3 separate regions of the Homo sapiens genome follow, and regions 1 and 2 are each linked to region 3. A link is a loop called in an ENCODE intact Hi-C map of the cell type or tissue named here. Cell type or tissue: PC-9. All regions are shown on one strand. Each heading gives the region's core, and the rest is flanking DNA. Links, peaks and the distances in the headings are about the cores only. Region 1 overlaps CAV3 (caveolin 3). Region 2 has its middle 35 kb from the start of SSUH2. Region 3 overlaps SSUH2 (ssu-2 homolog).

What was found. Peaks named below come from ENCODE experiments on the same cell type or tissue, not always from the same donor. Only the 100,000 strongest peaks of a DNase experiment are listed, where the experiment ranks them.
Region 1: it touches region 3 in a loop (11-fold over the local background); 2 of 110 quality-filtered maps call a loop at or near these places.
Region 2: it touches region 3 in a loop (4-fold over the local background); 3 of 110 quality-filtered maps call a loop at or near these places.

What each region holds. Positions count from the first base shown.
Region 1 is chr3:8,738,082-8,743,081 of GRCh38, forward strand. The region is part of intron 1 of CAV3 (caveolin 3); the gene reads left to right. It also overlaps a transcript of OXTR not described here. Among named protein-coding and RNA genes, the nearest start is that of CAV3, 6.8 kb to the left of the region's middle. In PC-9, for the core only: no CTCF peak of the experiment used is centred there; DNase peaks (open chromatin) are centred at 2,210 and 3,600; H3K27ac peaks cover 3,003 bases.
Region 2 is chr3:8,677,335-8,682,804 of GRCh38, forward strand. It overlaps a transcript of SSUH2 not described here. Among named protein-coding and RNA genes, the nearest start is that of SSUH2, 35 kb to the left of the region's middle. In PC-9, for the core only: no CTCF peak of the experiment used is centred there; DNase peaks (open chromatin) are centred at 2,717 and 3,047; H3K4me3 peaks cover 1,953 bases; H3K27ac peaks cover 4,305 bases.
Region 3 is chr3:8,627,126-8,632,595 of GRCh38, forward strand. It overlaps SSUH2 (ssu-2 homolog), which reads right to left. Exons shown (of 12, transcript NM_001256748.3): 5 at 4,924-4,984; 6 at 3,680-3,804; 7 at 2,539-2,601; 8 at 573-658. Among named protein-coding and RNA genes, the nearest start is that of SSUH2, 15 kb to the right of the region's middle. RefSeq lists an enhancer at 2,398-2,487. In PC-9, for the core only: no CTCF peak of the experiment used is centred there; a DNase peak (open chromatin) is centred at 2,536; H3K27ac peaks cover 1,679 bases.

The DNA.
Region 1 (5,000 bases), core at 1-5,000, 110 kb after region 3:
CCCTTTCTTGACTCACACATAGGCCCCCAGGGCCCTAAAGCAGTGATGCTTGAACCTGAGAGTTATGCAGGTATCCCAGCTTCTGCAGTCAACTCCTCCCTCTTGAGCTTCTCCCAAGTTGCCCTTCAAGCAGGGGAAGGAGATAGATAGGATCCCAGCCTCTCCATGATACTACTCCCCAACCCCCTCCACCCACATCTGCCACAGAACGCCTGCCTTCTTCAGAAAAACAAACACCCATTTGCCCCCCGGCTCAGGCTACACAACACCCAGAGGAACCAGATGCCCACCAGCCCTACAAACACTTGTTCCAGGTTTGTGCTCATCAGGGACACCCTGTTGCACAAAGAAGAAACTGACCTGGTACCTCCCTTGGCGGGGAATCCATTCCTGGGGAGAAGATGAGAGGAGAACAATGAGAACATACAGGAGAAGGAGCTGAACACCGTAAATGAGTGCCAGGTTAGGTGTCATGGGAGGTTAGGAGAGGAAGAATTACTTTCATCTGGAAAAATCAGAAGCCAGCTATATGGACAGGTGGTATCCATGGTGCATCATAAAAATGAGAAAAATTAAAAATGTGAAATGGAGGAACAAAGCTTTCCAAGAAGAAATGGAATAAGCAAAGGCTTTCCCAACACTGGGAAGAATGTTGGGCAGAGTTGGCAAACGTAAGAGGCTGTCATTACCACTGCCCCTTCCAGTGTTCATGGCAGACATGACAATGGATCACAGCACTGCTCCATGACTAATGGATCACAGCACTGCTCCATGGAAGCCATGCACCATCAGCTAGTCATAGTGGGTACAACAGATAACACTTCGCTGCTCTGTCTGCAGAAGAATAATGAACTATCGAAGAGGATTAGGACAGAGGATCTGAAAGGGAATTTGTGGGAGAGAAGGCAGGAAGGGCAGGTTGAAACTAAATAATAGAGGGTCATCCAATCCACCTGTCATTCCATATTGGCAATTCCTTCCTTTTGGAAATGTCTTGCCCTCTGTCAATGACCTCTAAGAAGAGCTGCATCAGACTAATTCACACTGAGGTATTACAACTTAGTGTTATGAGGACTCCTGGGTATCAACTGATCTAGAGTTTTTCAAAATGCAGTCCACTTTCCCAGGGTCCAGTGGTGGGGGCACTTACTAAACTGCAGATTCCTTGGCCTTGCCCCCAGAAGTTCTTATTCAGCTGAGCTGGTGAATGTTTACACTTTAATGTTTGAGCATAAAAGTTTCATGCTCAGGCCAGGCACGGTGGCTCACACCTGTAATCCCAGCATTTTAGGAGGCCAAGGCAGGTGGATCACCTGAGGTCAGGAGTTCAAAACCTGACCAGGCCAACATGATGAAAACCTGTCTCTACTAAAAATACAAAAAAAAAAAAGAGCCAGGTGTAGTGGTGGGTGCCTGTAATCCCAGCTACTCAGGAGGCTGAGGCAGGAGAATTGCTTGAACCCAGGAGGCAGAGGTTGCCATGAGCCGAGATCGCACCACTGTATTCCAGCCTGGATAACAAGAGCAAAATTCCTTCTCCAAAAAAAAAAAAAAAGAGTTTCACGCTCAAACTTGTCAGCTTGTCAGCAACCAAGTCCCATTCATCCTATAGAAGACACCTGGAGCCCAGAGTTATCCCTTGTTTTCCCTAAAGACAGACTGTATCAGTTATCAATTGTGAGTAACAAATCATTCCAAAACTTAATGGCTTAAGGAAACAACCATTTTTTTATTTCTCACAGTTCTGTGGGTGGGCAGGGCTCAGCTTGGCAGTCCTGCTGGTCCCACTGGGGGCCTCTCATGCAGCTACAGTCAGATGGTGGCTGAGGCTGCAATCACCTGGGGGCTCCACCGAGCTAGAACATCCAAGATGGTTCACTCATAGCCCTGGAGGACTGGCAGAGATGGCTGGGAGGCACAGCTGAGCTGTGGTGCTGGGGTGGCTGGCCCTCTATCTCCATGTAGTTTCAGGCCTCCTTATTCACATGGCCTCTCCATTAGTCTCTCGAGCAGCATTCAGCAGTGCATTTCTAATTCTGCTAGTCTCCAGAGCAGAGTATAAAAGTGGACTTCTAACATGGGGGCTCAGTGCTCCTAAAAGCAGAAGGTGCTAGGCTTTCTGAAGGCTTAGTTCTAGAACTGGCACAACATCCTTTCTGCCACATTCTTGTGGTTAAAGTGAGTCACAGGGCAAGCCCAGACTCAAGATGGGATGAGACTACCTGAGGACAAACACCGAGAAGCATGACTAATGGAGGGTCATCTTTGGAGACCAGCAAACCACCCACTGAAAGCTCGTGCACAGCCAAGCCCAGAGCTCCACCCAGGGTACTTCTATTCCTCCCTATTCCAATATGCACCAAATTTCTTGAAGGCAGAGATTGAGAGAGCAGAAGAGCGGATGGGAAGGGACAGGCAGTGAGGCAAAGATCAGGGCTTAGTGGATTGCTGAGGAGCTTCTTCTGGCAGGTTCTTCTCTCTCTGTCTCTCTCCTTGCAGCCCTCTGTTATCTCAGTCTCTTCCCAGCTCCTTTACATAAAACCAAGTCCTGTTATGCCCCAGCCCAGGTGTCCTAGGTCCCTTAAGGTAGACCTGGAGCTGAAAAGAGAGGCTGGAGGGAACTAGGATGGGGGTAGATATATGGTCCTACCTAGGATGCTCTCAACTCCTAGAGCACCCTCCTGAAGGAGGAGTCACAGATGTTCTCAACTCCAAGCTCCAGATGATGCCTGGCCACCTCCTCCACCCATCAGAGCCAGCCTATGCTGTGTTCTGGCCTCAGGCCCTGCTGGGGTATCTGGCCCCTTCAATCACCCTGCTGTCAGGCTGACCTGAGCGTCACTCTGCCAGTCCCTTACGTGCCATGTGAAATAACACATGTAAGATACATGGCCCCAAACTGACATGCATAAAGGGCCATATACATCGTGGGTGTTACCATGGTTATCCCAGATTGTACACAGTTGTATTCTTTTGTTGCTACCTTTTATAACAAAAGATGCAGAGCTTTGTCATTTTTACAGTTTTTGCAGCTATCACCTCATTTTACTTCCTACTTTGTAGGCCAGTGCCTCTAAAACTGAGTGAAGGACCAGTTTTAATATTATTATTCTAATCCACTGCACAGCTATACTTTTGCAAAACGCAACAAAAATTAATCACTGGAAAAATGAAATGAAAACAGCCGTACAGTTACAAGCACCAATGTTTATTGTTAGATTCAATAAACATAAAATTACTGCATCAAATTTCTATGAATATTTCTAAGCACTCTCAACTTCTATAATTACCTTGTTGGGAGACAGGACACACTGATTGTGAACTGCCTTTTAAGTAGCAAGGTAATAGGGGAGGAAGCTGGGATCTGGCAAAAGCTAAGCCTCTCACTTGGGTTTTCTGACTCTGAAGCTAACTCCGTGTCATTACAGATCTTGGCCCAATCGTCTCTGTGTAGAGTTGAAAAAAGAAAACAAACAAACAAAAAACCTAGGATCTCAGAGAGGGAAAGTACCATGCCCCAAATCATACAGTAACTCAATGGCCAGTGGATACTGGGACCATATACCTCCCCACCCTGCTAAGAGCTATTTCCCCACCCACAGATATCCTATTTGAATTGTCCAAGGTCCTGGATGCCTACGGACTGAGTCATGCAGGACTCTGGGGGAGGTATTTTCGACCCCGGGTGACTGTTGTCCTCCCCCGCATCCTCAAGCAATCCCCCGCCCTGCTATCCTACACCTTCCCCGCCCTCTCAGAGACTGCGGGGACTGCGCTGGCTGGTTTCAATTAATCAACTGGGTCTCTTGCTGTTCCAAAAATAAATATGCCACAGAAGGGGACACCGACAGAATGTGCACCATCGTTCCCCCTTCCTCACCCTCCAGCCCCTCTCTCCAACTGCACACAGTGTCCTGAGCCTCAGCACGCAGATGCAGGCTTTCAGCCCACCACCCTCCAAGAAAAAGCCATCTCCTCTCTTCTGGAAAGGAATTAAGAAATGAAGTCACCGTATGCTTGTGCTGCATGGTACAGCTGCCTAGAGCTGCCTGAGCCGGGCCTTATAAATATCTCCCCAAACTAGCATGCTGTGGCCAAAGCTCTCTCAATGCTCAAATCTGAGCTAGGGGAACAGCTGCCTCCTCCAAGCCCAGCCCAGCCCTCTGAGAGCATGTTTTCTGAGATTCACAGAAAATAGAGCACTTGCCCCACACACAGCACCCAAAGGCAATCCCTGGAAATAATTCAAATGTTAGCACCAATGGCTTCTGCAAACACCAAAAAAAAAAAAAAGAAGAAGAAGAAGAAGAAAGATAATTAAAAGACACATACAGAAGCCATTGGCGGTAGGATTATTACTGTAAGTACTGTACTTACTACTGTAAGGAAAGGAGGACTCCATCCGTCTTATCAGCACAGACTGAGACACACGCAGACTCATTTATAACTAAGTAGGCTGGAGAATAATCCGGGATGTCAAAAGAATTTCTCAGATGTATTTTCGAGGAATCTTCAGAGCACCTGAAGGAATAATTACCATCACTGAGCAATATTACCATCACAATAGCCAGGCATTGTGCTAAGCACTGCTCAAGAGGTAGTGTGCCTGGGCAAAGTGGGTAATCAATCAGTATTTATTTGGATGTGTGGGTGGGTGGATGGATGGATGGATGAAAGGATGGATGGATAGATGGATGATAGATGAGCAGGCAGATAGGTGGATAGATGGATAGATGAATGAGTGGATAGATGGTGAGTGTCAGTCTGTTTTTCATTGCTATAAAGGAATACCTGAGACTGGGTAATTTATAAAGAAAAGAGATTTATTTTGGTTCATGGTTCTACAGGCTGTATAAGAAGCATGGTGCAGGCATCTGCAGCTGGTGAGGCCTAAGGAAGCTTCCAATCATAGCAGAAGGCAAAGGGGGAGCTGGCATATCACATGGCGAGAGAGGGAGCAAGAGAGCTGCCGGGTTCTTTTAAACAACCAGGTCTCATGT
Region 2 (5,470 bases), core at 194-5,193, 50 kb after region 3:
ATTTGCAATCTATCGGAGCCTAAGGGCAGAAGGCAGGTGAGAGAATTCTTAGGAGCTGTGGGGTTTTCTAGACTGTGGATCCCAAACTTTGCAGTATTAGCCAAGCCTTTCTATGAGGTCACAAAGGGGGCGGGGACCAGGAACCTTTGGAATGGGGATCCCAACAACAGCAAGTCTTTCATGAGTTAAAGGAAAAACTTCTGGCAGCCCCAGCCCTGGGGCTACCCGATCTGACACAGCCTTTTCCATTGTATGCATCAGAGAGAGAAAAGATGGCAGCTGGACTTTTAACCCAAACTGTGGGGCCCTGGCTGAGGCCGGTGGCCTACGTCTCTAAACAACTAGACAGGGTTTCTAAAGGATTGCCCCCCTGTTTTAGGGCCTTGGCAGCAACTGCCCTGCTAGTACAAGAAGCAAATAAGCTGACTCTTGGGCAAAACCTGAACATAAAGGCCCCCCATGCTGTGGTGACTGAGAGCCAGCCCCACACACCCACTCCACCACCAGCTCTCAGGATCTGCGGTGGACTCACAGCCTGTTTACCATATTGTGAGTAATATCATCTCCCCCTCTGGAGATTATGAACTGTTTCACAGACGGATGTACACCCGTCTGTACTGGGAGTAATATCATCCTCTTCCTCCCTGAATATTAAGAACAGTATAACAGGGGTTTTTCTACTCCCTGCGATATCGCGTGTCATATCCTCCTCTCCCACGTTGCAATTAGAAACAATATCAGTGAGGGCGTGTCCACCTTCTGTCATATTGAAAGTAATATCATCTTCTTCCCTCCAGGATCGTGGGAACAACATCCCTGGGGGTTTCCACTTTCTGCCATACATGAAGTCATATCACCCCCTCCGCCTTGGAATATTATGAAGGAGCATCTCACACCGGGGTGTATACTTACGGTGATATTTGGAGTAATATCAACCTCTCGGCCTTTGAATATTGGGAAGAATATCACAGGGTGGGTGTACACCTCGTGCTCTATTATGGGGAGTCATATCTGTCTATTATGGGGAGTAATATCATCCTCTCCCTTTCAGGATATTAATAACAAATTCACAGGCTGGGTGAACAGCCTGCGATGCTGGAATTATTATCCTCTCCGCCTCTATCCCCCCCTGGCTCTTAGGACCCCCATTGCAAGGGGGTGAGGCACCCCCCGCGAGGCGGGGACTGAGAGCCAGCCCCTCTTCCCTCCATGGCTCTTAGGACCCCAATCACAGAGGGGGGAACACCCCCCGCGAGGCAGGGACTGAGAGCCAGCCCTTCTTCCCCCCCGGCTTTTGGGACCCCCATCGCAGTGGGGGGAGGCACCCCCCGCGAGGCGGGGATTGAGAGCCAGCCACTCTTCCCCTCCTGGGTCTTAGGACCCCCAACGTGGGGGGGGGAGGCACCACACGCGAGGCGGGGAAAGAGAGCCAGCCCCTCTTCCCTCCCTGCCACTTAGGACCCCATCGCAGGGAGAGGAGGCGGCACTCCCCACGAGGCGGGGACTGAGAACCAATCCCTCTTCCCCCAGCCTGGCTCTTAGGATCCCCATTGCAAGGGAGGGAGGCACCCCCCGCCAGGCGGGGACTGAGAGCCAGCCACTCTTCCCCTCCTGGCTCTTGGGACGCCCATCGCAGGGCGGAGAGTCACCCCCCGCGAGGTGGGGACTGAGAGCCAGCCCCTCTTCCCCCCCTGGCTCTTAGGACACCAAACGCAGGGGAGGAAGCACCCCCCGCGAGGCGGGGACTGAGAGCAAGCACCTCTTTCCCCCCTGGCTCTTAGGACCCAAATTGCGGGGGGGAGGCACCCCCGCGAGGCGGGGACTGAGAGGCAGCCGCTGTTCCCCCACACTGGCTCTTGGGACCCCCATCGCAGGGGGGATGGCACCCTCCGTGAGCGGGGACTGAGAGCCAGCCAATTTTCCCCCTGGCTTTTAGGACCCCCATCGGAGGGGGGGAGCCACCCCCCATGAGGCGGGGACTAAGAGCCAGCCCCTCTTCCCGCCCCTTGCTCTTCCGACCCCCATCGCATTGGCGGGAGGCATCCCCCAGGAGGAGGGGACTGAGAGCCAGCCCCTCTTCCCCCCCTGGCTCTTAGGACCCCCATCACAGCGGGGGGAGGCACCCCCCGGGAGGCGGGGACTGAGAACCAGCCCCTATTCCCCCCCTGGCTTTGGGACCCTCATCGCAGGTAGGGGAGGCACCCTCAGCGAGGCAGGAACTGAGAGCCAGCCTCTCTTCCCCCCCTGGCTCTTGGGACCCCCATCGAAGGGGGTGGAGGCACCCCCGGTGAGGCGGGGAATGAGAGCCAGTGCCTCTTCCCCCCCTGGCTTAGGACCCCCATCGCGGATTCTAAGATCCTTAGGACCCACCTGGAGGACTGTGGGTATTAGGTGTCTAAGAAGAAAGCTCAGATCTGCGGAAGGCAAGTACCTTACTTGGGATTTACTATCCCACAGGGGTCTGAACGCAGCCCAGGATCAGAAAGAAAGCAGGTCATTTGCAATCTATCGGAGCCTAAGGGAAGAAGGCAGGTGAGAGAATTCTTAAGAGCTGTGGGGTTTTGTAGACTGTGGATCCCAAACTTTGCAGTATTAGCCAAGCCTTTGTATGAGGTCACAAAGGGGGCGGGGACCGGGAACCTTTGCAAGGGGGATCCCAACAACAGCAAGTCTTTCATGAGTTAAGGGAAAAACTTCCAGCAGCCCCAGCCCTGGGGCTACCCGATCTGACAAAGCCTTTTCCGTTGTATGCATCAGAGAGAGAAAAGATGGCAGCTGGACTTTTAACCCAAACTGTGGGACCCTGGCCGAGGCCGGTGGCCTACGTCTCTAAACAACTAGACAGGGTTTCTAAAGGATGGCCCCCCGTTTGAGGGCCTTGGCAGCAACTGCCCTGCTAGTACAAGAAGCAAAGAAGCTGACTCCTGGGCAAAACCTGAACATAAAGGCCCCCCATGCTGTGGTGACTGAAAGCCAGCCCCTCTTCCCTCTCTGGCTCTTAGGATCCAAGGTGGACTCACAGACTGTTTACCATATTGTGAGTCATATCCTCTCGCTCTCTGGAGATTATGAACTGTTTCACAGATGGGTGTACACCCTCGGTGTACAGAGGGTATACACCTGTCTGTACTGGGAGTAATATCATCCTCTTCCTCCCTGAATATTAAGAACAGTATCACAGGGGTGTTTCTACTCCCTGCGATATCGTGTGTTATATCCTCCTCTCCCACGCTGAAATTAGAAACAATATCAGTGAGGGCGTGTCCACCTTCTGTCATATTGAAAGTAATATCATCTTCTTCCCTCCAGGATCGTGGGTACAACATCCCTGGGGGTTTCCACTTTCTGCCATACATGAAGTCATATCACCCCCTCCGCCTTGGTATATTATGAAGGAGCATCTCACACAGGGGTGTATACTTACTGCGATATTTGGAGTAATATCAACCTCTCGGCCTCTGAATATTGGAAAGAATATTGCAGGGTGGGTGTACACCTCGTTCTCTATTATGGGGAGCCGTATCTGTCTATTATGGGGAGTAATATCATCCTCTCCCTTTCAGGATATTAATAACAATTTGACAGGCTGGGTGAACACTGCCTGTGATGCTGGAATTATTATCATCCTCTCCCCCTCTTCCCTCCCTGGCTCTTAGGACCCCCATCGCAGTGGGGGAGGCAACCTCCAAGTGGCGGGGACTGAGAGCCACCCCCTCTTCCCCCGCTGGCTCTTAGGACTTCCATAGCAGGGGGGAGAGGCACCCCCGCGAGGCGGGTTCTGAGAGCCAGCCCCTCTTCCCCCCCTGCCTCTTAGGACTTCCATAGCAGGGGGGGGAGTCACCCCATGCAAGGCGGGGAATGAGAGCCAGCCCCTCTTCCCCCCCTGGCTCTCAGGACCCCCATCGCAGGGTGGGAGGAACCCCGTGAGGCAGGGACTGACAGCCAGCCCCTCTTCCCTCCCTGGATCTTTGGACCACCATCGCGGGGGTGGAGGCACCCCCCGCGGCTCGGGGACTGAGAGCCAGCCCCTTTTTTCCCCTGGCTCTGAGGACACCCATCGCAGGATGGGGAGGCACCCCCGGCGAGCCCGGGACTGAGAGCCAGCCCCTCTTCCCCCACTGGCTCTTAGGACCCCCGTCGTAGGGGGGAGGCAGCCCCCACGAGGCGGGGACTGAGAGCCAGTCCGTCTTCCCCCCTGGCTCTTCGGACCCCCATGGGGGGCGGGAGGCACCCCCAACGAAGCGGGGACTGAGAGCCAGCCACTCTTTTCCCCCGGCTCTTGGGACCCCCATCGCAGGAGGGTGAGGCACCCCCCGTGCGATGGGGACTGAAAGTCAGCCCCTCTTCCCCCCGGCTCTTAGGACCCCCATCGCAGCGGGGGGAGGCACCCCCTGGGAGGCGGGGAGTGAGAGCGAGCCCCTCTTCCCCCTCTGGCTCTTAGGACGCCCAGCACAGGGTGGGGAGGCACCCACCGCAGGGTGGGGACTGAGAGCCAGCCCCTCTTCCCCCCCTGGCTTAGGAACCCCATCGCAGATCCTAAGATCCTTAGGACCCACCTGGAGGACTGTGGGTTTTAGGTGTCCAAGAAGAAAGCTCAGAGCTGCCGAAAGCAGGTACCTTACTTGGGATTTACTATCTGACAGGGGTGGGAACGCAGCCCAGGATCAGAAAGAAAGCAGGTCATTTGCAATCTAGCAGAGCCTAAGGGCAGAAGGCAGGTGAGAGAATTCTTAGGAGCTGTGGGGTTTTGTGGACTGTGGATTCCAAACTTTGCAGTATTAGCCAAGCCTTTCTATGAGATCACAAAGGGGGCGGGGACCGGGAACCTTTGCAAGGGGGATCCCAACAACAGCAAGTCTTTCATGAGTTAAAGTAAAAACTTCTGGCAGCCCCAGCCCTGGGGCTACCCGATCTGACAAAGCCTTTTCCATTGTATGCGTCAGAGAGAGAAAAGATGGCAGCTGGACTTTTAACCCAAACTGTGGGGCCCTGGCTGAGGCCGGTGGCCTACGTCTCTAAACAACTAGACAGGGTTTCTAAAGGATGGCCCCCCTGTTTGAGGGCCTTGGCAGCAACTGCCCTGCTAGTACAAGAAGCAAATAAGCTGACTCTTGGGCAAAACCTGAACATAAAGGCCCCCTGTGCTGTGGTGACTTTAATGAATACTAAAGGACACCATTGGCTAACGAATGCCACACTCACCCAGTACCAAACTTTGCTCTGTGAAAATCCCCATATAACCATTGAAGTTTGTAACACCCTACACCCCGCCACCTTGCTCCCGGTATCAGAGAGCCCTGTCGAGCCTGATTGTGTAGAAGTGTTGGACTCAATTGACTCTAGCAGACCTGACCTCCGGGACCAGCCTTGGGCATCAGTAGACTGGGAACTATACGTGGATGGGAGCAGCTTCTTCAACCCCCAAGGAGAGAGAGGTGCAGGGTGTGCAGGGGTAACCCTGGACACTGTT
Region 3 (5,470 bases), core at 227-5,226:
AGTATTTTTACTCCTCACGGTTTCCTGTTTCCCTTAAAAAGTTATAAATACACTAAAGGATAGGATTTACAAAATGCAATGGCCCAGTGTTTGCAAAGCTGTGAGCAGTGATGAAATTTTGTTTATTGTTTAGTCAATCAACCAACTTTCCTTGACTCCTCCTCCATTCAGACCCCAAAATGAGTTATAAATAGGGGCTTGCCCAGGAACTGATCCTCAGTGAGTTAAAAATCTGGCCTTTAGGTGGTTTTTGATATTCACTTCCCAACCCGTGGGCGGGAGAGGTCTCCTTTCCTGGTAACCCCGTCCCTGTGTTTCCTCCCTGCAGTGGCTCTTTCTTCACACTCTTTCCACATATATTGCATGACGAGTTCCAGCCTTGTCCAGAAATGCCAGGCCTTGAGAAAAGCTCACCTACTCTTCAAATAACCACAGAGCACCTACTACGTGCAGAGCTCTGGGGACACAGCAGTGACGAGACAGATGGGTTCCTGTTTGCCTTCCAGATGGGCAGGCAATGAAAAGCCAGAAAGCAAGAGCACTTCACCGCGGTGCTGGGGAGATGCCCCTACCTTCGCCTGCCGGACCCCGCGCACAGCTGACATCTCCGGGACTGCTTGGCTTTGCGCTTGGCTCCGCAGCAGGATGGGCACCGCACCTGCAGACACACCACTGCCTCAGCCCCCGCTGGCCTCCCAGGAAGCAGGGCCAACGGCATCCCAAGACCTGGTTCAAATCCCAGCCTGGTGACCTTCCTCCCCCTGGGCCTTAGCCCCTTCATCTGTAAAATGGTGCGGGGTGGAGATGGGGTATCTTTGGATCCTTCCAGTTGTAGCTTTCAAAGCCTCCACTCCCTAAGATCCCTGTTTCTTTTGAGACATCAGCCTCTCCTGCCTCTTCTCTGATCCCCACAACCCCTGAGACCTGACCCCTACCAAGTGTTGAGAGGAAGCTGGGACACAGGCGCTGGTCAGGGGCCTGGCACTGGAGACAGGGGGCTCCTTTTGAGAAATGGCCCCCAGAAAAGGCCTAGGCTGTGCTCCCAGTTGGGCTCATGGTGGGCTCCAGAAACATTCCAGGGAAGACCACCGCTGGGACCCACAGGCAGTGCAGGAGTGAGCTGGGGATGCAAACCCAGCAGGCGAGGGATGAAAGGGCTGGTGGAGAAGACAGTTCACGGTAGCCAGGGTCAGAGCATGGCCAAAGGATGAGGCTCGAATCAGGACACCAAAGAACGCGAGAAGTTTGGTTTTACCCCCTGGGATTGTTAATAGGCCTGAATGAAGGTTTCTGAAAAGACAACTAATGCCATGAGTAATGCCACTGAGGGGCCTGTGCTGGGTTGAATAGCGGCCCTTCCAAGTTCAAGTTTACTGGAATCCCAGAGTGGGACCTCATTTAGAGATAGTCTTTGCAAATGCATTTAGTTAAGATGAGGTCATATGACAAGGTAGGGCCTAAATCCGATGACGTGTTCTTATTAGAAGCCCATGTGAAGACAAAAAGACATGCAGGGAGAAGGCTGGGTGACAAGGCAGGTGGGGACTGAAGTGGCACAGTCACAAGCCAAGGAACACCAAGGACGGCCCGCAGCTCCCAGAAGCTGGGGGAGAGGAAGGGGATGGCTTCCCTCTCAGTGCCTCCAGAAGAACCAGCCTAGCCCACACCTTGATTTTGGAATTCTGGCCTCCGGAACCGTGATATAATAGGTGTCTGGTTTGTTGCTGTTGTTTGTTTTTTGTTTTTTTGAGATGGAGTCTTGCTCTGTCGCCCAGGCGGGAGTGCAGTGGCACGTTCTCCGCTCACTGCAAGCTCTGCCTCCTGGGTTCACGCCTGTCTCCTGCCTCAGCCTCCTGAGTAGCTGGGACTACAGGCGCCCGCCACCATGCCCAGCTAATTTTTTGTATTTTTTTTTAGTAGAGACGGGGTTTCACCGTGTTAGCCCAGATGGTCTCGATCTCTTGACCTCGTGATCTGCCCGCCTTGGCCTCCCAAAGTGCTGGGATTACAAGTGTGAGCCACCACGCCCAGCTGTGTCTGTTGTTTTAAGCCACCCATTGGTGGTCATGGCTTACAGCAGCCGAAGGAAACTAACTCAAGTGTCACTGTCTACTTTGTCTCTCCAAGCCTTCCAAACTTTACCTGCTCAGCACCCACTGCCCTGCACGACAAATGGAGTTGCTTGTTGGTTTCCCTGGCTGACAAAGACTGCCTGGTAAGAAGAACCCCAGGTCTTGGCCCTCTTACAGGACCTAGAGGTCAGAGCCAAGCAGGTATTCAGTGTATGTTGGTAGATGGATGAGAAAATAAGAGAAAAATTAAAATCGAACTGTCAAAGTGAAAGTGTCATTAGAGACCACACAACCCCACTTTTTCATTTTATAGACGGGAAAATGGAGGCCCAGAAAGGGAGGATGACTTGGCTGAGATGACACAGTTACTGCAGGGAGCCTCAGGCCACCAGCCCAGCCCGCTGTCCCCAGGATCCCCCGGCCACCACACCCTCACTGACTCACCAGTGGTTCACAGATGACTCACCGTGCCCGCCCCGTGGCAGCCGCTGCACTTGTACCGCCCACGCCCATGGCATTTGTGGCATTCCTGAAAGTGCAACGCTTTCTTGGGATCTAGTTTCCCAAGGGCCACTTCTCCCACACCCATAACATCACCATCTAAACCGAAGGTGGAGTGGATCAGGACCAGGATAGGAAGATGGCACAGGAAAGAAATGGCCCTTCCCATTTGACTAAGATTCCAGAAGGCTTGACTGCATCAGGAGATCATGTCACCATTTCCTCTGAGCCCTAGCCCAATCTGGATGCCATCAAGGGGAGACGTGTTCTGGGAGCCCCATATCCTAGCTCACACTCTACGGTTTCCTACCAGGCTGAACTACAAAGGCTGATGGCATTTGCCCATAAGGTAGCTAATGTGGTCTTTGGGAACAGAAGCCATTAAAAAATGGACAGGATTTTTATGAAAGGCAATGAGCTAGCTACTAGTATTTAATCACTAATTTAAAATAGCCTTGGCCCCCTTGAGAAAGGAATAGAACACTTTCTCGACCTCTCAAAGTACTCTTTATCTTAGAACTCTGTAAAAACTCATAGAGCAAAATTGCACCCTTAAATCCAGTCCAAAAGTGTAAAGCAGGCAGTAACCGGAAAAGAACACAATATGAGCTATCTCAGTCGTGTTTTTGTAATCCACTAGGCTCCTCTCCCTTCACGCCACGAATATATGTCCATAAAGCAGGATGGAAGTCAGATTCTGTTTCCTTACTGACTCTCATGCAAAATCCCAGCAGGGTTTTAAGTTTTTATTTTATATCAATTTCATTCAGCCCTTCAGCTGTTTAAGCTAAAATAAATTTTTAAAAAAGATGAAAACTACACTCAACCTGTCCAGGAATGTCACTGCTCACTAAAGCTGGTGACGATTTGTAAATCGGATGATCTGTTTGCTAGGTGAACACTCCCAGATTTGCTTGGAATTTTATTTGGGACTACATTCCATATACCAGGTTTTATTAAATTACGTTTATTTATAACCAACAAATGAAGCACCGGCCTGAATTTTGGGTTTCCCTTCAAAGGATGAGTTTGAGGAAACATGCAGTGCCTGGAAAGCCTCTCAGGGAGAAGGGCAAGTATTCCAGTAATCGCGTTAATCGTATTACCTTGACCAGTGACGAGTGAGGGACCTGGAACTTCCTGGTGTCTTCCTGAAACATCGGAGGACCTTGAACCTTGATGTCCCAGAGCCTGGGGGAGGCGCCTCTTTGCGGCCCATCCACAGAGTGGTCTGACACAGAAAGGGGTCATTGTAAGAATGACGAAGGGCAGCAGGGATAAACTTTCATTTATCCAGCAAACAGCATGAAGCCTTCAGTTGGTGCCAGGCATGAGTCTAGATCCTGGGGCTACAGGGATGGATAGTCAAGGCCTTCCTTGGAGGCAGTGACTAAGCAACCAAGATTTAGAGAGAGACAGATCTGGGTTTGACTCCTGGCTCTTTTATGTCCTAGCTGTTTGACTTTAGAGAAGTTTCTTACCCTCTCTGAGCTTCCATTCTCTCATCTCTAAAATGGGGATAGTCATGGCACCTACCATACAAGATGGTAGTGAAAATTAAACGGAAGAATGTATATAAAATTGTTAGCACCAGGAATGGCACATACTGAGGGGATGACACACAAGAATTGTCACCATTATCATCACCATCCCCTTCACCATCCCATCTTCTTCCTCTTGCTCTGTTCAAGGAGACAGACAGCACACCATCACAATAAGATATGATAGGATATGATACATGCTTTGGACAAGAGTTGCATAAAGGGCTCTGAAAACTCAGAAGACTGGCCCATCCTGCTGGGAGGGGAGCAGCAGGAGGAGAAATCCTGAAAAGCTTCTTAAAAGAAGTGACACGTGAGCTGAGTCTTGAAGAATGGACCTGAGCGGTCTGTTAGGGAAAACAAGGAGGACATAGATCTTCCCAAAGAGAGAAGCTTAGGCCTCCAGTGGGGGCTCAGCAGAAGGTGGGGTGGCAAGGCGAATGGGGAGCACAGGGGCCTAGAAGCTTAGGAGGAATTAGGGGTGGCATGAGGGGGTGTAGGTGAATGCTTAGACACGCATGCTGCTTTACAGCCCGGCCCCGTGTGGCAGCACCAGACTGTAGCAAAAGCAAATGCTTGGCTTTTTCAGGACCTCCTGCTTCCTGGGCAGGAAGCATTTCCTAAGATAAGCACTGGAAAGTCTCTGAGATGAAAGTCCATCCTCTCATTTTGCAGGGGGTAAGGAAGCCAAGGCTCCAAGCAGAAGACCATCTTATTTGAGATGAGTGCCTGAGCCAAGTCCTGATATTTTCCACCAGCACCCTGACTTATTTGCCCCCAGTTAAACTAATTTCAGACAATTCACTTACTAGTAAAGGGTTGAAATGTCCACTCGCTTATCCTGGATTCACTAAAGGTCTCCAGACGGTACTAAAAGGAAAAAAACAGCATGTTCACACTCGTGCCCCTTATGAAGACAGAGCATTATGCAAAAAGATGAAGCTGTTACCCTCCCAGGGCTCAGTGGGGAAACTGAGAGGTCCATGCACAACACCCTCGGCTGCTGGAACTGGCTGACAACAGCGATTTCTGTTCCACGTGCCCCCATGTCTGCAGGGAAGTCAGCCAGCCCCAGGAAATCTCCCCTGACAGGCTCAAACTAGAGCTAATTCAGTTCCCCATGAATTTATACAAAGATTCTATGAGACAAGCTTCAGAGCAGTAGCTGTCTTTGATAGATGGAGGTCCCTGGAATCTATGGCTTTGAGATTTCCCTTATGGAGGAATTTATCTCCCTGATATCAAGATCTTCCTTCTTGATCTTCATCCATAGGGTGACAGAATGGGAAGAGGTCTTGGACATCACTTGCCCTCTCCTTTTACATGTGAGGAAATGGAGGCTCAGAGAGGTCAGCT